2 separate regions of the Homo sapiens genome follow, and region 1 is linked to region 2. Evidence: chromatin loops called from intact Hi-C (ENCODE). Cell type or tissue: PC-3. All regions are shown on one strand. Links, peaks and the distances in the headings refer to the core of each region. The heading gives the core; the rest is flanking DNA. Region 1 has its middle 13 kb from the start of GSTA1. Region 2 holds the start of LOC105375091 (a long non-coding RNA gene).

Region 1 (9,449 bases), core at 1,546-6,545, 67 kb before region 2:
CCCTCCTCCCAGCTTTGCTGATGCAAAATCAGTCTGGCTGCTTAGGTCTGTATCAAATGCTGCACTTTAGGTAATCCTGGTATCTTGGGCACCAGCCTCTCAAACCTTAGTCAAGTGGACCAGTTCATACAACTGGCTGGAAACTTAGGTTCCTGGTCACCATTCTTGGAATTACTGGAACCTGAGATTCAGCTCCTTTGCAGCATTCTCTCCCCAGGCCTTCATCTACCGACTCTCAAACATTCTATGCCTTGTCCTAAGCTGTTGGCTGGAGTCCAGCCTCTGAAGTCCCGAGCACCTGGAATCATGATTCCCCATCCTCCTGAGTTCATGGTTCATCAGCGTTTGGAAACCTTTGTCAGGGTGCTGGATCCATAGGCTGCATTGTCTTCTAGAATCACACTTGCCTGAACCCTCCCCATATTCACTCTTTTCTCATCTCCATGGGACTCTGCAATACTGGACACCAGCGTATATGCCCAAGGCCCAGCCTGCTGCTAGTCGTGATGCTCCTTCCACGGTCCTGCCCACTCACAGAAGGACCGAAATCACTCTGTGTTCTCTGTTGATGGAAGAACAAAAAATATACTATATGGGGCTCTCTCCTTTATGTCTTTCCCACACAGGTTGTATTTGCTGGCAATGTAGTTGAGAATGGCTCTGGTCTGCATCAGCTTCATCCCGTCAATCTCAACCATTGGCACTTGCTGGAAGAACAAACTCCCATCTTTAGAAAATAGAAAAAAAAAAAAAGGCAGAGTGAAATTTCTATGAATCCCACCCTTTCAGGATGAAAAAGTGGTTGTGGAAATGACTAAATGTATAAAATGAAAAAAAAATTGCCTGGCAACTGTTCAAATGAAATAGGAACTTATTTTTAGCTTCTGGAAGTGCTTTTTCTTATCAAGCGTTCTTTTACTTTTTATACTGTTACTTCATTTATGTTTTTATTTCCCATCCAGCTACAGAATAGGTCGCTTGTATTGTCTGTGTTGATTTATTTTCATGATATCTTAGGAAGAAGTTGGGAGAGACTGCAACAGGTCACCAGCCAGATGCCATTTAACATGGGAATTTCTCAAAGTAAGTCTCATGCTGTTGAAGACATTAAACACAGTTCTGAGAGAAGCTTCTATGTAGGCTCTTTGTGTGCCCTTCAATACCCCCATTAGACAGTGTGTGCAGGGCAGGCTCTGTGTTTCTTACCCCATGGCTTCTACCCTGGCTCATGTCCCTCCTCACCCTGTGACCTGGACTTCCAACCAAGTCAACACTGTCTCATTATCTAAGCAGACAATATTGCAAAGATATCACCTTGTCAAACTTATAATAGAAACAATTCAAAATGGACCTATTTCAACTCCTTTTGTCTAAAACATGTCCTTGCGTGTCTTTGGATGGGGTGGGCTATATGAGATCCTGAGTTGATGACCACAGCTCACTCATGGTGCCAAAAGCAGGAAAGCAAGAAAAGGGATCCTCAGAGTGCTGGAGATGGTTCTCCAGCAAATACAAAGAGAAGTCTGGCCCTTTTTAGCCTGGAAAGAGTTGCCAGACCTGCTCTAGGAGCCCATCCTTTCCATTTTATGATTTTCTCCCTCTCCACCATCACCAACTACAACCCTACACACATGTAAGCATTGCTGGCTGTTCAAACCTCCCTGTGTACCTTCTACTAGATACCCTCCTCAGAGGCACTTAGAGACTTGATCTTACTATTTCTTAACTTTTCCAAATCTTTTGCAGATTCCAGAAATTTCTCTTCAAACTGGAAGCAGAAACAGTAAATGGGCTCTTATTAATTCATTCCATAGCACTGTAGACCTTTAACCTTGAATGGCTTCTGGCTGGTACATAATTTGGAAAATATAAGATTTCTGAGCTTGGCAGAGCACACAGAGGAGGCTGGTGGTGGCCATTTTGAAATTTACACTAGATCATCGAGAAAAGGGCATGGATCACAGCACATAGTCGCTCAATCTTCTAGTTCACTTTACTTCCACCTTGATCGCTCCCATGTCCATGATTAGGTCATGATTTGAGAGGGGATGTCACTGCAGTTAAAGGATCATGCAGTTCTTCTAATTATGATGTTGTCATATCTTAGGAAAGCATATGTCTCTGAGTGAGATCAGACCACAACCTTTGTGACCCCAGCATGGGTATGCCATAGGCCAGTGGCCACCAAAGATTCTGCCACCAAGGGCCCTCTGCTATAATTTACATCAGCTTAGTTTGTAGGAGCCCTGCTAAAGTTGAAATAGGTCATAGCTGTTGCACAGTTATAACTCTTGCAATTATAATTTTCCCTCCTGGAGAATATGGGACACAATAGAATAGAATTCTCAATTTCAGGAAGGAATTAAAGTCCCCACAGTAACATTATTTTTAATGAAAATCTCTGGCTTGTGACATGGCTGTGTGGGTTTAATATCACTGTTGTCATGTCCTGGCTTCTTGACTTTGGACACATTGTTAAATCTCTCTGTGTCTCAGTATCCTAATCTATGAAATGGGAATACTTATGGTACCTATGTTATAGGTTGGTATGAAGATTAAATTTCAAAGTCATGCAAAGCACTCAGAAAAGTAGCAAGTGTGTAAGTGCTCATTAAACATACACTATTAGGATTCTGAAGTATGGCTGCTATTTCATATCATCCTTAAAAAAATTAAATCAATCTAATATTGATGAAAATATACTCTATTGCTGATCTATATCAGTGATTTAAACTTTGAAATAAATCACACCTTGTCCTGAGTGTAGTCACTTTGGTTGGAATGGCAGCCAGCAATAAGGCTGTCTCAATCTGATCAGAAGCTCTGAGTGGATGCAGGTATTTAATACAACTATGAAAACCAGTTATTGCATAACAATGCAGTTGACTTAATAGGCAGAATCTATAAAAATAAAAGTCAAAGTAGACACTTACCAAGATTTCCTGTATTTCACTGTTGATATGATCTGGTACCAATCTTGACTCTGCCTCAAAATAGCTGTGTGATCTGGGAATCATCACTTAACATCTTCAAGCCTTAGTTTCCTCATCTGCAAAATGGGGATAGAATATTTTCTTAAACAGAATATTGTAATGTTTTCAAAATGCATGATACAGGGCCTGACCCGCGTGCATCAACATCAAGTAATAAATGGTAGTTGTGTTTGCAGTGGTTACTTATAGTTTAATGGAGTTCTTTACGGTGAAAGTTCAGGAATTTGGGGGTTTCTAGCTTGCTCCATGGAACAGTTTGTTGTGGATCTATGATCGCACAGGACCAGGATGTGGAGATCATGGGGGGTGTGTGCCAGCAATTAATAAAGCGTCCAATTCAGGACAAACCTAAGGAACGGTGGGTGGTCCTGGCAGGAGGGTGACCGAGGTGGGGTGGGATTGGCAAGTGGGATGTGCTTGTGAGGCTGAGGACTGGGTTGTGATCATCAGCCTTAGGGCACTGAGACCCCAGAAGCCTGAGCAAGGTCTGCAGTCAGCCCTGCCCCCGCCTTCAGTCAAGCTGGTTGGAGGCCAGGGAGTCTGGGTTCCTCCCAGCCTTGCCCCTCCCTCCCTCCTGCTGAACTCTTCCTACCCGGGCTCTGAACACATCCCTGAGCTGTAGAGCTGATGTCTGGGTGACAGGGTATTCATTCATACAAAGAAAACAACCTGGAATGGCAGTGTTTGGATTTCTTGTGTGCTTATTTCTTCATAGGATTGAGAAAGGGTGAGGCTAAAGTCCCAGGCCCTCGTGAAGCAATGAAGAAAGTGCCTTCCCAAGGTTCAGGCCCACACGGCGCTGTGAGGCTGAAGGGGCGCGCTAGAACTTCCTTTCACAGGATGCCACCTCACCTGAAACCCTCCTTTTCGGCTGCCACCCGAGGGACAAGATCTCCTGAGTCTGTCCATGAGTTACCCCGAGGAAAACCCTCAGGCAGCCCCTGAGGGACTCTGTTCTGGACTTGGAAGTGTTTTTCTCAGTGACACCTCTAGAGGGCAGCACTCAACGGAGTCCCACAGACACCTCCCAGCATTTCCTGCTCAAACACTGGAAGGATGACCTGGTAACGCTGGGGACTGCTTGGGTGTTCTCCTGGAAGCTCCTGATTTTAATCACCTGTTTACTTGTCTCCATTCTTATAGGTATGTAGGCTACTCGAGAGCAGGAACTGAGTCTGTCTCGTTCACTGTCTATCATCAGAACCTCACACAGCACCTGGCACTTAGTAGGTGCACAACAAAATAATCATCGAATTAATATACTCAGTCTTTAACAGGTTATTTGTTATAATCCACTGCCTTCCACCTCTCATGTGTGGTATGCATTTTAACTTTACATTCACTTCCTGATATACATTTTATCCCCTTATTACATAAATTTCTAACATGTATAAAAATAACACAAAAGTATCACGACCTTCCTTGTATTCCTCTCATAGAATCAGTAACTACCAATGTTATTGAAAAGAGTCAAACTCTGTAAAATATTTGGAGATTTATTCTGAGCCAAATATGAGTATCTAGTGCCTGAGATACAGCCCTCAGGAGATTCAGAGACCGTGTGGTCGAGGTGGTGAGGGTACAGCTTAATTTTACACATTTTCAGGAGACATGAGACATCAATCAAATATATATAGATGTACATTGGTTTGGTATGGAAAGGAGGGATACTGGAAGTGTGGGTTTCCAGGTTGTGTGTAGATTTAAAATTTGTCTGATTGGCAGTTGGTTGAAAGGGTTAAGTTACTATCTAACCACCTGGAATCAATAGAAAGGAATGTCTAGTTTAGGATAATAAGGGGTTGTAGAGAACAAAGTTTTACCCTGCAGATGAAGCCACCTGGTAGCAAGTTTCAGAGAAAATGATTGTACTTGTTTCTTATCAGACTAAAAAAGTTTGTTCTGTTAGTAATTCCAAAAGAGATGAGGTATAATGAGGCTTGTCCAACCCCCTCCACTTCCCATCATGGCCTAAATTCATTTTTCAGGTTAGCTTTGGAATGGCCTTGCTGAAAAGAGAGATCCATTCAGATGGTCAGAGTGAGGGAGGGAGCTTAGAATTTTATATTTGGTTTACACCAACTAAAGCCAATGTGTTTTCATATACATGCCCACCCACTTCCCCCATCTTGTAATAATGTAAGGAAATCCCAAATACCGTATATTCCATCCTTAGATACTTCAAAGTGTTTCCCTAAAACATAAAAACTATGATTCCAGCAAACCAGTCTCAGATTCCAGCAAACCAGTCTCATGTGCCCATTGGTTAAATGTGACCATTCTCGCCATGCTAAGAGGTGCGAGTATGTGGTAATAATGAATGTAGGGAAGTTAGTGGGAAGAGGAAGAATTCAAGAACTAATATTTATTGAAAACTTTCGACTGATCCTTCCTTCCCCAATGCTAGTCTCTTTCAATATGTTATATCTTGACTCCTCCTTATAGTCCCATGAAATGCTTGTTATTATCTCCATTCCTTAGTTAGTGAAATGGAACATCAGAAAAGTTAAATGCAATGTCCGCTATCACACTCCACGTGGTGATGAACTTGAAAATCCACACCCAGGACGAAAATGAAGGTAGGCCTAGAACCCACCCAGGTGAAGGCCCTGAGAACCCATGAAGTGGCTGTGAAACCAGAGGATGTCACTGACAAGGAGGACCACCTCTTTGGCTGTTAGGCTGAATTTGATGAAAAGCAGAAATTAGGCCTCAGGCTTGCTTAACTGTAGCTCGAAGAACCAAATTCTTTCAACAGACAGAGGACCCTAATTTCTTGCTTCTTTTGGTTTTCTGTATTCCACCTCTTTGGGGTGCATTTTGTTTTATAACCTGGAAAAACATGTTGCCTCATCAACTTTGCAGGCTTGAATAGGAGATAGTATCTATTCAGCATCAGTCACACACTGGCCATTCCTCCAAATTTATCTTCATTTTATCTTACAAAAATCACCTAAGTTGAATGTTATTATTATTCTCATTTTACAACTGGTGATACTGAGATTTTTAAAGCAACTCGTCCAGAGTAAGTGGTGAATCTGGGATTCAAACCCATTGCTATTCAAAACCAATGACTGAGCCTTATTTTCTGTTAGTGTTTCTCAAATATGTATGCTAATTTTCCAGAAAATTGTGAAAGCTACATATTTTTTAAAGAAAATAGGAAAGAATAAAAAAATACCAGAGAGCATGACATGCTGGAGAGTAAGTAATGTTTCATGAGTTTTTAGTTTCAGTTACATGTATGTTATGTGTATGGATATTTGCATGTGTGCACGTTCATTTGGCCATTGCAAATGGTTAGAGATAAATTCACTAGGGATCATCAAGGAAGTTTGTTGGCCCTTGCTCTATCCCAGCCTGCTTGGGAGGTGGAGCATAGCAGAGAACCAGCAAATGAAAACCAAGTGTACAGGGACAGGCCATAAATAATTGGATCATGAATGTGAGTGGAAACACACAGGACTCATTGAAAGCATGAGTTCCAAGACTTAGGAACAGTGGCATTTTCTCTCCAAACCCCCAACTCTGTTATAACATATTAAGATTCTTCTTGCAAAGTTTTGTGGTCATCGAGGTTGATACATTTGTACAAAAATATACTTGTCTTTACCAACAGATGTATTTCTAAAAAAGTACGTATGACTTGAATTTAGACATTAAAATCTTTTAAATGTCTACATTTTAAAATGTGGAACTCAACAGTCTAACTTTTAGAAAGTAAATAATTATTTGAAACATACTTAATCAACTCATCTGTCTTGTAATTAGAGACTTTACACATTGCACTTTCCTCTCATTGGAAATGGAAATAGCATGATTCAGCAGAAGGAAAGGGAGAGTGAACCTCACAGAGAGTGGGGTGTGCTTCTTTAATTGTTATGGGCTAGAGTGCACAGAGTGATTCAAATCGCACACTGGCACCCTTAGCCATTACTGAGGATCATGTTTCAAAGGGAAATGAATTATTATTATCTCACATAACATTTTATAATAATGCTCTCGCTTACATGTAACATATCACCTTCACTATATGAGGTTTCCAAAGGCCAGGCCAACACTGAGGCAAAGGTTACCACTGAGCTTTGTTGGGTCAACAGAAAATGAGAACCAGAGAGGCTCGAAGATTTGCCATGGGTCACACACACATTCTCCTCATTCATGGTCAATATCTAGGGAGTGTGTCTACCTTCTGCAACAACCCTGGGAAACGGCTCCTAATATCCTAATTAAAGATGGGCACACTGAGGTTCAGAGAGCTAAAGCGACTGGCCCACGCTGCACACTTGGTGAGTGTTGGGTCAGCTTGAACTCCTTCTGATTGCAGGTCCATAGCTTTTCTACTCCACCCTGTAAGCTGGCTCTGCTTCTATCTGAGAAATTGTTTCATATTTTCCCATACAGACTCCATTAACCAACTAAAGATTGGAAGGGAAGGGCGAGAGGGGGACACCTGAATCTCGAGTTCCTTTCTGTTAGCAACTTTTCAGGAGCTTGATTGGAGAAAATAATAATAATAAAAATGTTTCTTTCTCTACTTTGGCAACCCTAAAAACTTAAATGAGTTGAGAACTAGTATAACTGTATTTTCCTCAACTAGAAAATGGGCTTGTTTTGAAAGGAATATAAGTGGTGAAATTCCAGTAGTAAATTAGAGTTAATTTACTCTTGGTCCCTGGGTGGTCCTAATTATTGCTTCATATCAGAGAGAAGGGAGACTGAGATAAATCACAACTCCTTCCATTATGAGGTTCATAAACTCAGTAGGCTCTTCAAATTCTGAGCTCAAGTTTCTCCTTTCAAAATAGGGATAGTTATATCTATCTTTGAGGGCTGTTGAGAAAGTTCAATGAAATATTGTATATAAAATTTATAATAGGAACTGAATAATGAGAGTGACCTCCTGCCCCCACTTCTTGGGATGTGGATGAGTCTCTCGGAACACACTGGGTAGCACATGAGTCTCCTCTCTCTTTCTCTCTTAACCCATCAAGCTCTGGTAAAAATAAGATTTTATATATATCTAGATTTCTTTTCGAATAAGTCATATAATGAGTCTCTTTTTTTAAAGCTCCTATACAGAGATTAATGATAGTCACTGATACAGTCAACCTGGGTTAACAAAGTTTTCAGTGAAGTTTCAGGGAGGCCTGACCCATCGTTAACACAGACTTACTTAACTCCTAGACTGCAGCAGACCTGGTTCCCAGGTTGTTTTATAACCTGGAAAAACAGACGTTTTATAATCTGGAAAAAGGCTCCCATACCCTGCACCTGGTGGGCCTCTCTCCTCAGGCCAGGCCTAGCTACCACCCACTCCCTGCTCTGAGCACTGTGAACCTGTCCTGTTCCCAGGCCCTCTTTGCATAAACTCCAGTGGAGTGAGAGTGAGCCTCACTGCTTCTCTCTCCAGCTATTCATAGCTCTTGGGCAGGGTCTCACTCTCAATACTTGATGAAAATGGTTGCTCCTCTACAGCATCCTGTTCCTTACCTGAAAATGCAGACATTTTGCTAACCTTTCTTCTATTTCTTGTTTTCAGCATATTTCCTTCTTTTAAAAAGTTTCATTCAAACTGACTAACATTGATTGAGCTGTTTCGGTGTCTCAAGCAATAGTGATGGCTTGTAGCAGAAAAATATTTGGTTGGATTTGGTCTCTGCCCTAAAGTGGTTTAGATCTAGTCAGAATAACAGGCTTCTGGCCAACTGACAGAACAGAATGTGCTCAGCAGTGATTTCACTTTAAAGGATTCCTAGAAATTTCAACCCGGGAATCATGATTCTGTTAACCAAGGAAATCAGAGAAAGGGGAGAAGGCTGCCAGGCTGAGAAAACTGAGGACTCTTGCCCTTCTGCCCAGGTGGGCTCCTTCTTTCCAGGGTAGCATCTCAATCTGCAGGTTCAGTAGATTTTGTACCTCCCAAATGTCTGCCTTCCTACCCTTCAAATTAGTATCAATCCTCATTCTTGTGCAAACATTGCCTTGCAACATGCATTTCTTGTCATTTCAGTATCTTCTCACATGGGTGTTGTATTAGTCCATTTTCACACTGCTATAGGGACCTACCTGAGACTCGTAATTGATAAAGAAAAGAGGTTTAGTCCACTCATAGTTCTGCAGGCTGTACAGGCTTCTGCTTCTGGGGAGGCTTCAGGAAAATGACAATCATGGCGGAAGGTGAAGGGGAAAAAAGCACATCTTCACATGGCTGGCAGGAGAGAGAGAATGAGGGGGTGGGTGCTACATGCTTTCAAACAACCAGATCTCATGAGAATGCTATCACAGGACAGCAGTAGGAGAATGGTGCTAAAACACTGAAAACCACCCTCATGATACAATCACCTCCCACCAGGCCCCACCTCCAACACTGGTGATCATAATTCAACATGAGATTTGGGTAGGGACATAGAGTTACACAATATCATTCCACCCCCTGGCCCCTAACATTTCAAA
Region 2 (9,449 bases), core at 1,924-6,923:
CCTGAGATTCAGCTTCTTTAGAGCCTTCTCTCCCCAGGCCTTCATCTACCGACTCTCAAACATTCTATGACTTGTCCTAAGCTGTTGTTGGCGCCCAGTCTCTGAAGGCCTGAGCACCTGGAATCATGATTTGCCATCCTCCTGAGTTCATGGTTCATCAGTGTTTGGAAACCTCTGTCAGGGTGCTCGATCCATGGACTGCATCCTTTTCTAGAATCACCCTCACCTGAACCCACCCCATGTTCACTGTTTCCTCATCTCCATGGGACTCTGCAATACTGCAACTCAGCATACACACCCAAGGTCCAGCCTGATGCTGACGATAATGCCCCTGCCACGGTCCCGCCCACTCAAGGAAGGACCTAAATCACTCTGTATTCTCTGTTAATGGAAGAACAGAAAATATACCATACAGGACTCTCTCCTTTATGTCTTTCTCATAGAGACTGTATTTGCTGGCAATGTAGTTGAGAACGGCTCTGGTCTGCACCAGCTTCATCCCATCAATCTCAACTATTGGCACTTGCTGGAACATCAAACTCCCATCTTTAGAAAGAAGGAAAAAAAGGAGAGTCAGATGTCTATGAATCCCAGTCTTTCAGCATGAAAAAATGTTTGCTGAAATGACTAAATTTATAAAATAGAAAAGAAATTATTGCCTGGTATAACCTCTCAAAGGAAATAGAAATTTGTTTTTAGCTTCCTTAGTCCTTCTTTTTCCTATCAAGCTTCCTCTTACCTTGTAGCCTCTTATTTCATTTATGTTTTTGTTCCTCATCCAGATACATAATAGGTCCCTTGTATTTTTTGTGTTGATATATCTTCATGGATATTTTAGGAAGAAGTTGGGAGAGGCTGCTGCAGGCCCACTAGCCACATGCCAATTAACATGGGAATATCTCAAAGTAAATCTCATGGTGTGAAGACATTAAAGACAGTTCTGAGAAAAGTTTCTATGTAGGTCCTTTGTATAGTCTTCAATACCCCCACTGGACAGTGTGTGCAGGGTGGGTGCTGTGTTCCTCACTCTACTGCTGCTACCCTGGCTCATGTCCCTCCTCACCCTCTGACCTGGACTTCCAACCAATTCAACACTATCTCATTATCTAAGCCTACAGTTGCAAGAATATCACCTTGTCAAATTCATAAGAGAAATGAATTCAAGATGGACCTATTTCAACTCCTTCCCTCTGATGAATGTCCGCGCGTGTCCTTGGATGGGGAGGGCTGTATGGGATCCCGAACCAACCACAGCTTATTCACAGTGTTGAAAGAATGAAAGCAAGGAAAGGCCATTCTCAGGGTGCTGGGGATGGCTCCTCTAGCAAATACTCTAAGAGGTCTGGCCCTTTTAGCCTGGAGAGAGTTGACAGAACTGCTCAAGGAGCCCCACCCTTTCTACTTTAACCACTTTTTTCCCTCTCCACCACCCCAACTACCACCCTTCGCACACATAGACACGGCCTGGTATTAAAACCTGCAAGTGTACCTTCTACTAGATACCTTCCTCAGAGACACGTAGAGACTCGATCTTACCATTTCTTAACTTTTCCAAATCTTCTGCAGATTCTAGAAATTTCTCTTCAAACCGAAAGCAGAATCAGTGAATGGGCTCCTGATAGGTCATTCCATAGCATTATAGACTTTTAACCTTGAATGGCTACTGTCTGATACATAATTTGGAGAATATAAGATTTCTGAGTTTGGCAGTGCACACAGAGGGGTCTGGTCATGGCCACTTGGAAATTTAGACTAGATTCATCAAGAGAAAAGCATGGATCACAGCACATAGCACTCAATCTTTTAGTTCACTTCATCCACACCCTGATCTCTCCCATGTCCATGATTAGGTCATGATTTGGGAGGGGATGTCACTGGCGTTAAGGTATCAAGCAGTTCTTCTAGTTATGTTGTTGTCGTATCATAGGAAAGCATGTGTCTCCAGGTGAGATCAGACCGCAGGCTTTGTGTCCCTAGTGTGGGGTATGCAATGGGCTAATGACCAAAAAAGATTCTTCCACCGAGGAACCTCTGCTGTAATTTATATCACCCCACTTGTTAGGAGCCCTACTGTGCATGAGATAGGTCCTGCTATTGCACAGCTTTAACTCTTGCAACGATAATTTCCCCTCCTGGAGTAAATGGAACATGACAGAGTAGAATTCTCAATTTGAGGAAGGAATTAGGGTCCCCAGACTAATGTTATTTTTAATAAAAATCTGTGGTTTATGATATGGCTGTGTGGGTTTAATATCACTATTTTCAAGTCCTGGCTTCTTGATTTTGGACACATTGTTGAATCTCTCTGTGTCTCAGTATCCTAACCTGTGAAATGGATATACTTATGAAGCTTTTTTTAAAGATTGGTATGAAAGGCCGGGCGCAGTGGCTCACGCCTGTAATCCCAGCACTTTGGTAGGCCGAGGCAGGCGGATCCTCTAAGGTCGGGAGTTCAAGACCAGCCTGTCCAACATGGAGAAACCCCATCTCTACTAAAAATACAAAAATTAGCCAGGTGTGGTGGCGCATGCCTGTAATCCCAGCTACTCAGGAAGCTGAGACAGGAGAATGGCTTGAACCTGGGAGGTGGAGGTTGCGGTGAGCCAAGATTGCACCACTACACTCCAGCCTGGGAGACAGGGTGAGACTCTGCCTCAACAAAAAAAAAAAAAAAAAAAAAAAAAAAAAAAGATTGGTATGAAAATTAAATTTCAAAGTCATGCAAAGCACTTGGAAAAGTAGCAGGTATATAATAAATGCTCGTTAAATATATGTTTTGGGACTCTGAGAGATGGCTGCTATTTCATAGCATCCTTTTCAAAAAATTTAAATCAATCTAAAATCACTGAATGTATAGTCTCTTGTTGACCTATATCCAGTAATTTAAACTTTGAAATAAATTACACCTTGTCCTGAGAGTAGTTGGAATGGCAGCCAGCAAGGTTGTCTAAATCTGATCAGAAACTCTGAGTAGATGCAGGTATTTAATATAAATATGAAAATCAGTTATTACATAATGATGCAGTTGACTTAATAGGCAGAATCTATAAAAATAAAAGTTAAAGCAGACTCTTACAAAGATTTTCAGGATTTCACTGTTAATATGATCTGGTTCCAATCTTGGCTCTGCCTCATAATAGCTGTGTGATCTGGGAATCATCACTTAACGTCTTTAAGCATTAGTTCCCTCATCTGCAAAATGGGCATAGAACATTTTCTTAACAGAATGTTTTAATGTTTTCAAAATGCATCATACAGGGCCTGACCCACATAAATCAAGTAATAAACAGTAGCGGTGTTTGCAGTGGCTAAGTATACTTTAATAGAGTTCTTTATAGTCAAATGTCAGGAATTTGGGGGTTTCTAGCTTGCTCCATGGAACAGAGTTTGTTGTGGATCTATGATCACACAGGACCAGGATCTAGAGATCATGGTTGGGGGGTGGGGGAGGCGGGGGCAGGAAGGGTGTGCCAGAAATTAATACTGTGTCCGGTTCAGGACAAACCTAAGGAACGGTGTGTGGTCCTGGCAGGAGGGTGACCGAGGTGGTGGGACTGGCAAGTGGGATGTGCTTGTGAGGCTGAGGACTTGGTTGTGATCATCAGCCTTAGGGCACTGAGACCCCAGAAGCCTGAGCAAGGTCTGCAGTCAGCCCTGCCCCCGCCTTCAGTCAGGCTGGATGGAGGCCAGGGAGCCTGGGTTCCTCCCAGCCTTGCCCCTCCCTCCCTCCTGCTGAACTCTTCCTACCCGGGCTCTGAACACATCCCTGAGCTGCAGAGCTGACGTCTGGGTGACAGTGAAACGGGGTATTCATTTGTACCAAAACAAACAAACAAACAAACAAAACCTGGAATGACGGTGTGTGGATTTCTTGTGTGCTTATTCGTAGGATTGAGAAAGGGTGAGGCTAAGGTCCCGAGCCTTCGTGAAGCAATGGAGAAAGTGCCGTCCCAAGGCTCAGTTCCACACGGCGCTGTGAGGCTGAAGGGGCTCACTGGAAGTTCCCCTCACAGGACGCCACCTCACCTGAAACCCTCTTTTTCTGCTACCATCCAAGGGACAAGATCTCCTGAGTTGTCGAAGACTCACTCCGGAAGAAAACCCTCTCAGGCAGTTACTGAGGGACTGTGGTCTGGACTAGAACGTGTTTTTCTCAGTGACACCTCTAGAGGGCAGCACTCAACGGAGTCCCACAGACACCTCCCTGCATTTCCTCCTCAGACACTGGGTGGATGATATGGTAACACTGGGGAATGCTTGGGTGTTCTCCTGGAAGCTCCTTATTTTAATCACCTGTTTACTTGTCTCCATTCTTATAGATATGTAGGCTACCCGAGGGCAGAGACTGAGTCTGTCTTGTTCACTGTCTACCTCCAGAACCTCACACAGAATCTGGCACTTAGTAGGTGCACAACAAAATAATCATTGAATTAGTATACTGAGTCTTTAACAGGTGAGTACGCAGTTCCACTTTACATTCACTTTCTAATATTATGCCTTTTTATCCTCTTATTGTATAAATTTCTAACATGTATAAAAATAACACAAAAGTATAATGACCTTTCTTGTATTCCTCATATAGAATCAATAATTACCAATATTAGGGAAAAGAGTGAAACGCTGTAAAATATTTGAAGAGATTTATTCTGAGCCAAATGTGAGTGACCAATGGCCTGTGATACAGCCCTCAGGAGATTCTGGGAACGTGTGCTTAAGGTGGTTGGGATATAGTTTAATTTTAGGGAGACATGAGACATCAATCAAATATATAGAGATGTACATTTGTTCAGTCCAGAAAGGCAGGACAACTGGAAGTGTGGACTTCCAGATTTTGTGTAGATTATAAAATTTTCCAATTGGCAGTTGATTGAAAGAGTTATGATCTAAAGACCTGGGTGCAGGGAAAAGAAAGAGAGATCAGACTGTTACTGTGTCTATGTAGAAAGGGAAGACATAAGAGACTCCATTTTGAAAAAGACCTGTACTTTAAACAATTGCTTGCTGAGATGTTGTTAATTTGTAGCTTTGCCCCAGACACTTTGACCCAACCTGGAGCTCACAAAAACATGTGTTGTATGAAATCAAGGTTTAAGGGATCCAGGGCTGTGCAGGATGTGCCTTGTTAACAAAATGTTTACAAGCAGTATAGTTGGTAAAAGTCATCGCCATTCTCTAGTCTCAATAAACCAGAGGCACAATGTACTGTGGAAAGCCGCAGGGACCTCTGCCCTTGAAAGCGGGGTATTGTCCAAGGTTTCTCCCCACGTGATAGTCTGAAATATGGCCTCGTGGGATGAGAAAGACCTGACCGTCCCCCAGCCCGACACCCGTAAAGGGTCTGTGCTGAGGTGGATCAGTAAAAGAGGAAAGCCTCTTGCAGTTGAGATAGAGGAAGGCCACTGTCTCCTGCCTGCCCCTGGGAACTGAATGTCTCCGTATAAAACCCGATTGTACATTTGTTCAATTCTGAGATAGGAGAAAAACCGCCCTATGGTGGGAGGCAAGACATGTTTGCAGTAATGCTGCTTTGTTATTCTTTACTCCACTGAGATGTTTGGGTGGAGAGAAACATAAATCTGGCTTACGTGCACGTCCAGTCATAGTACCTTCCCTTGAACTTAATTATGACATAGATTCTTTTGCTCACATGTTTTTTGCTGACCTTCTCCTTATTATCACCCTGCTCTCCTGCTACATTCCTTTTTTGCTGAAATAATGAAAATAATAATCAATAAAAACTGAGGGAACTCAGAGGCCGGTGCCGGTGCAGGTCCTTGGTGTGCTGAGTGCCGGTCCCCTGGGCCCACTGTCGTTTCTCTATACTTTGTCTCTGTGTCTTATTTCTTTTCTCAGTCTCTCGTCCCACCCGACTAGAAATACCCACAGGTGTGGAGGAGCAGGCCACCCCTTCACCTGGGATCAATAGAAAGGAATATCTGGGTTAGGGTAATAAGGGGGTGTGGAGACCAAAGTTTTATCATGCAGATGAAGCATCCAGGTAGCAGGCTTCAGAGAAAATAAATTGTATTAGGTTGGTACAAAAGTAATTGTGGTTTTTGCCATTGAAAGTAATGTTTCTTATCAGACTTAGAGTCTGTTCTATCAGTAATTCCAAAAGAGAGGAGGGCATGTCCAACTTCCCACTTCCCATCATGGCCTAAATTGGTTTTTCAGGTTAGCTTAGTAATGCCCTTGCTGAGAAGAGGGTCCATTCAGATGGTCGGGGCTGGGTAAGAGGCTTAGAATTTTATATTTGGTTTATACCAGCTAAAGCCAATGTGTTTTCATCTACATGCCCACCCACTTTCTTCTTGTAATAATGTGAGGAAATCCCAGATATCATATATTTTATTCTTAGATACCTCAATGTGTTTCCCTAAAACAGAAGAACGATTTTAAATATAGCCATAGTACATTATCACACATGAAACATTAACAATAATTTTTTCATGACATCAAATATTCAATCAATATGTATGCTTCTAACTGTTATACAAATGCCATAAATTATTTTTTAGAGTTTGTTTAAATCCAAGTTCAGTTAAAGTCCACACATTCTGATTAGTTTGTTTCTTAAATGTACCTTAATGTTTATGCCCTTAGATGAGAAGATATTTTAACAATTTATTAGATCAAATTCATCATCTCTTTCTTAATAACTGCCAATTTTCTTTAAGGTACAACACTTGACAAGTCATTTAGTAAGAAACATCTCATAGTTTCTGAGGGAAAAGTATCTGGTAAGGTCAATTTTAGATCCAACTTAAGATGACCTCTCAGGACCTACCCGTACTCCAGATGCAGCTAGGAGCGACTGGATGGACTCCATTCTGCCCTGTCCATTGTGGTAGTAGAGCTTGGGTTTCCCACCATGATAGCAGACTCCTGGAGTTTTCTCTAAGCATGAATGAAAGAATGAATGAATGAACAAATAATTGAAGCCATAGAATCAAAAATGTTCATTAGGATGTATTGTTGAAAACCACCAACAATACTGAAGAAGAATCTGCCTTCTTCATGACTGGGTTGGAGGAGTTCCTGGAATGTTTTCTTGGCCCAAATTGTTATCCATCGGTGGCCACCCTCAGATTCTAGCAAACCAGTCTCACGTGCCCATTGGTTAAATGTAACCATTCTCGCCATGTTAAGAAGTGAGAGTTTGTGGTAATAATGCACATATGGAAGGTAGTGGGAAGAGGAAGAATTCAAGAACCAATATTTATTAAAAACATCCTGGTGACACTTCCCCAATGCTAGTCCCTTTTAATATGTTATATCTTTAATCCTCCAAAGTCCCATGAAATGACTATTATTATTATTATTTTATTTTTATTTATTTTTTTGAGATGGAGTCTCGCCCTGTCACCCAGGCTGTGGTAGCACAATCTCAGCTCACAGCAAGCTCTGCCTCCTGGGTTCAAGCCATTCTCCTGCCTCACCCTCCCAAGTAGCTGGGACTATAGGCACCCGCCACCACGCCCAGCTAATTTTTTGTATTTTTAGTAGAGATGGGGTTTCACCATGTTAGCCAGGATGGTCTCGATCTCATGACCTACTGATCCGCCCGCCTCGGCCTCCCAAAGTGCTGGGATTACAGGCATGAGCCACTGTGCTCGGCCGAAATGCCTATTATTATCTCCATTTTTTGGTTAATGAAATGGAACATCAGAGAAGTGAAATGCAATGTCCACAATCACACTCTAGGTGGTGATGAACATGAAAATCCACACCCAAGACTAAAATGAAGGCAGGCCTGGAACCCACCTAGGTGAAGGCCCTGGGAATCCAGTAAGTGACCAAGAAACCAGAGTATGTCATGACAGGGAGGACCAGGAAGGAGCAGAGCCACTCTTCAGCTCTTTGGCTATTAGGCTACTGATACGGTTTGGCTCTTTGTCCCCACCTAAATCTCATCTCGAATTGTAATCCCCATAATCCCCACATGTTGAGGGATGGACCTGGTGGGAGATGATTGGATCATGGAGGTGGTTTCCCCCATGCTGTTCTCCTGACAGTGAGTTCTCACGAGATCTGATGGTTTTATAAAGGACAGTTCCCCCTTCTCTCTCTTTCCCTCTGCTGCTGCCTTGTGAAGAAAATGCCTGCTTCCCCTTCACCTTCCACCATGACTATAAGTTTCCTGAAACCTCCCCAGCCATATGGAACTGTGAGTCAGTTAAAATTCTTTCCTTTATAAATTACTCAGGCTCAGGGAAGTTCTTTATAGCAGTGTGAAAATGAACTAATACAACTACGTTTGATCAAAGGGAGAAATAGGGCCTCAGACTTGTTTAACTAGCTACGAGATCCAAATTCTTTAAACAGATAGAGAATCATAATTTCTTGATTCTCTTGGAATTCTATTTTCTACCTCTGTAGGGTGCATTTTGTTTTATAACCTGGAAAAATAGATGCTGCATTAATTTTGCAGGGAACCGAAAGTGCTATCATTTGTTCAATGTCAGTCACACACTGATCATTCCTCCAAATTTATCTTCATTTTATTCTACAAAAATCACCTAAGTGAGTGCTGTTGTTAATCTCATTTTACAGTTGAGAATACTGAGATTTTTTGAGTAACTTGCCCATAGTAAGTGGTGGATCTGGGATTCAAACCCACTGCTATTCAAAACAAAGACTGGCTGGCGCAGTGGCTCACACCTGTAATCCCAACACTTTGGGAGGCCAAGGCGGGTGGATCACCTGAAGTCAGGAGTTCAAGACCAGCCTAGCCACATTGGTGAAACCTCATCTCTACTAAAAATACCAAAAAATTATCCAGGCTTGGTGGTGCATGCCTGTAATCCCAGCTACTAGGGAGGCTGAGGCAGAAGAACTGCTTGAACCCAGGAGGTAGTGGTTGCAGTGAGCCAAGATCGCACTGCTGTAGTCCAGCCTGGGCAACAGAGCGAGACTCTGTCTCAAAAACAAAAACAAAAACAAAAAACAAAGACTGGGCCTTATGTTTTATGTTAATGTTTCTCAAATACGCATGGTAATCTTTCAGCAGACTGTGAAACCCAATACTTTAAAAATAAGATATAAAAGAATAAAAAATACCAGAGAGCATGACATGCTGGAGAATAAGTAATGTTTCATGAGTTTTTAGTTTCAGTTATATGTGTGTTATGTGTATGGATGTTTGCATGGGTACACGCTCATTTGGCCATTGCAAATTGTTAGAGATAAATTGATTGGGGCTCATCAAGGAAATATGATAGCCTTTGCTCTATCCCAGCCTGCTTGGGAGGTGGAACGTAGCAGAGTATCAGAGAATGAAAACCAAGTCTACAAGGACAAACCATAAATAATTGTATCCTGAGTTTGAATGGAAACACACAAGACTCATTGAAAGCAGGCATTCCAGTGCCAGGATCTAGGAACAGTGGCATTTTCTCTCCAAACCCCCAGCTCTGTTATAAAATATTAAGATTCTTCCTGCAAAATTT

What was found. A loop is a pair of places that touch in the nucleus more often than their neighbours do. Peaks named below come from ENCODE experiments on the same cell type or tissue, not always from the same donor. Only the 100,000 strongest peaks of a DNase experiment are listed, where the experiment ranks them.
Region 1: a loop joins it to region 2, with 2.1 times the contacts of the local background. A loop is called at or near these places in 1 of 110 quality-filtered maps.

What each region holds. Positions count from the first base shown.
Region 1 is chr6:52,811,693-52,821,141 of GRCh38, forward strand. It overlaps the pseudogene GSTA6P. Among named protein-coding and RNA genes, the nearest start is that of GSTA1, 13 kb to the left of the region's middle. RefSeq lists an enhancer at 3,890-3,939. In PC-3, for the core only: CTCF peaks have their summits at 3,982 (motif pointing right) and 4,186; a DNase peak (open chromatin) is centred at 4,009.
Region 2 is chr6:52,878,353-52,887,801 of GRCh38, forward strand. LOC105375091 (a long non-coding RNA gene) reads left to right here and starts at 4,313. Exons shown (of 4, transcript XR_926877.2): 1 at 4,313-4,453. It also overlaps the pseudogene GSTA10P. In PC-3, for the core only: a CTCF peak has its summit at 4,172 (motif pointing right); a DNase peak (open chromatin) is centred at 4,169; H3K4me3 peaks cover 762 bases.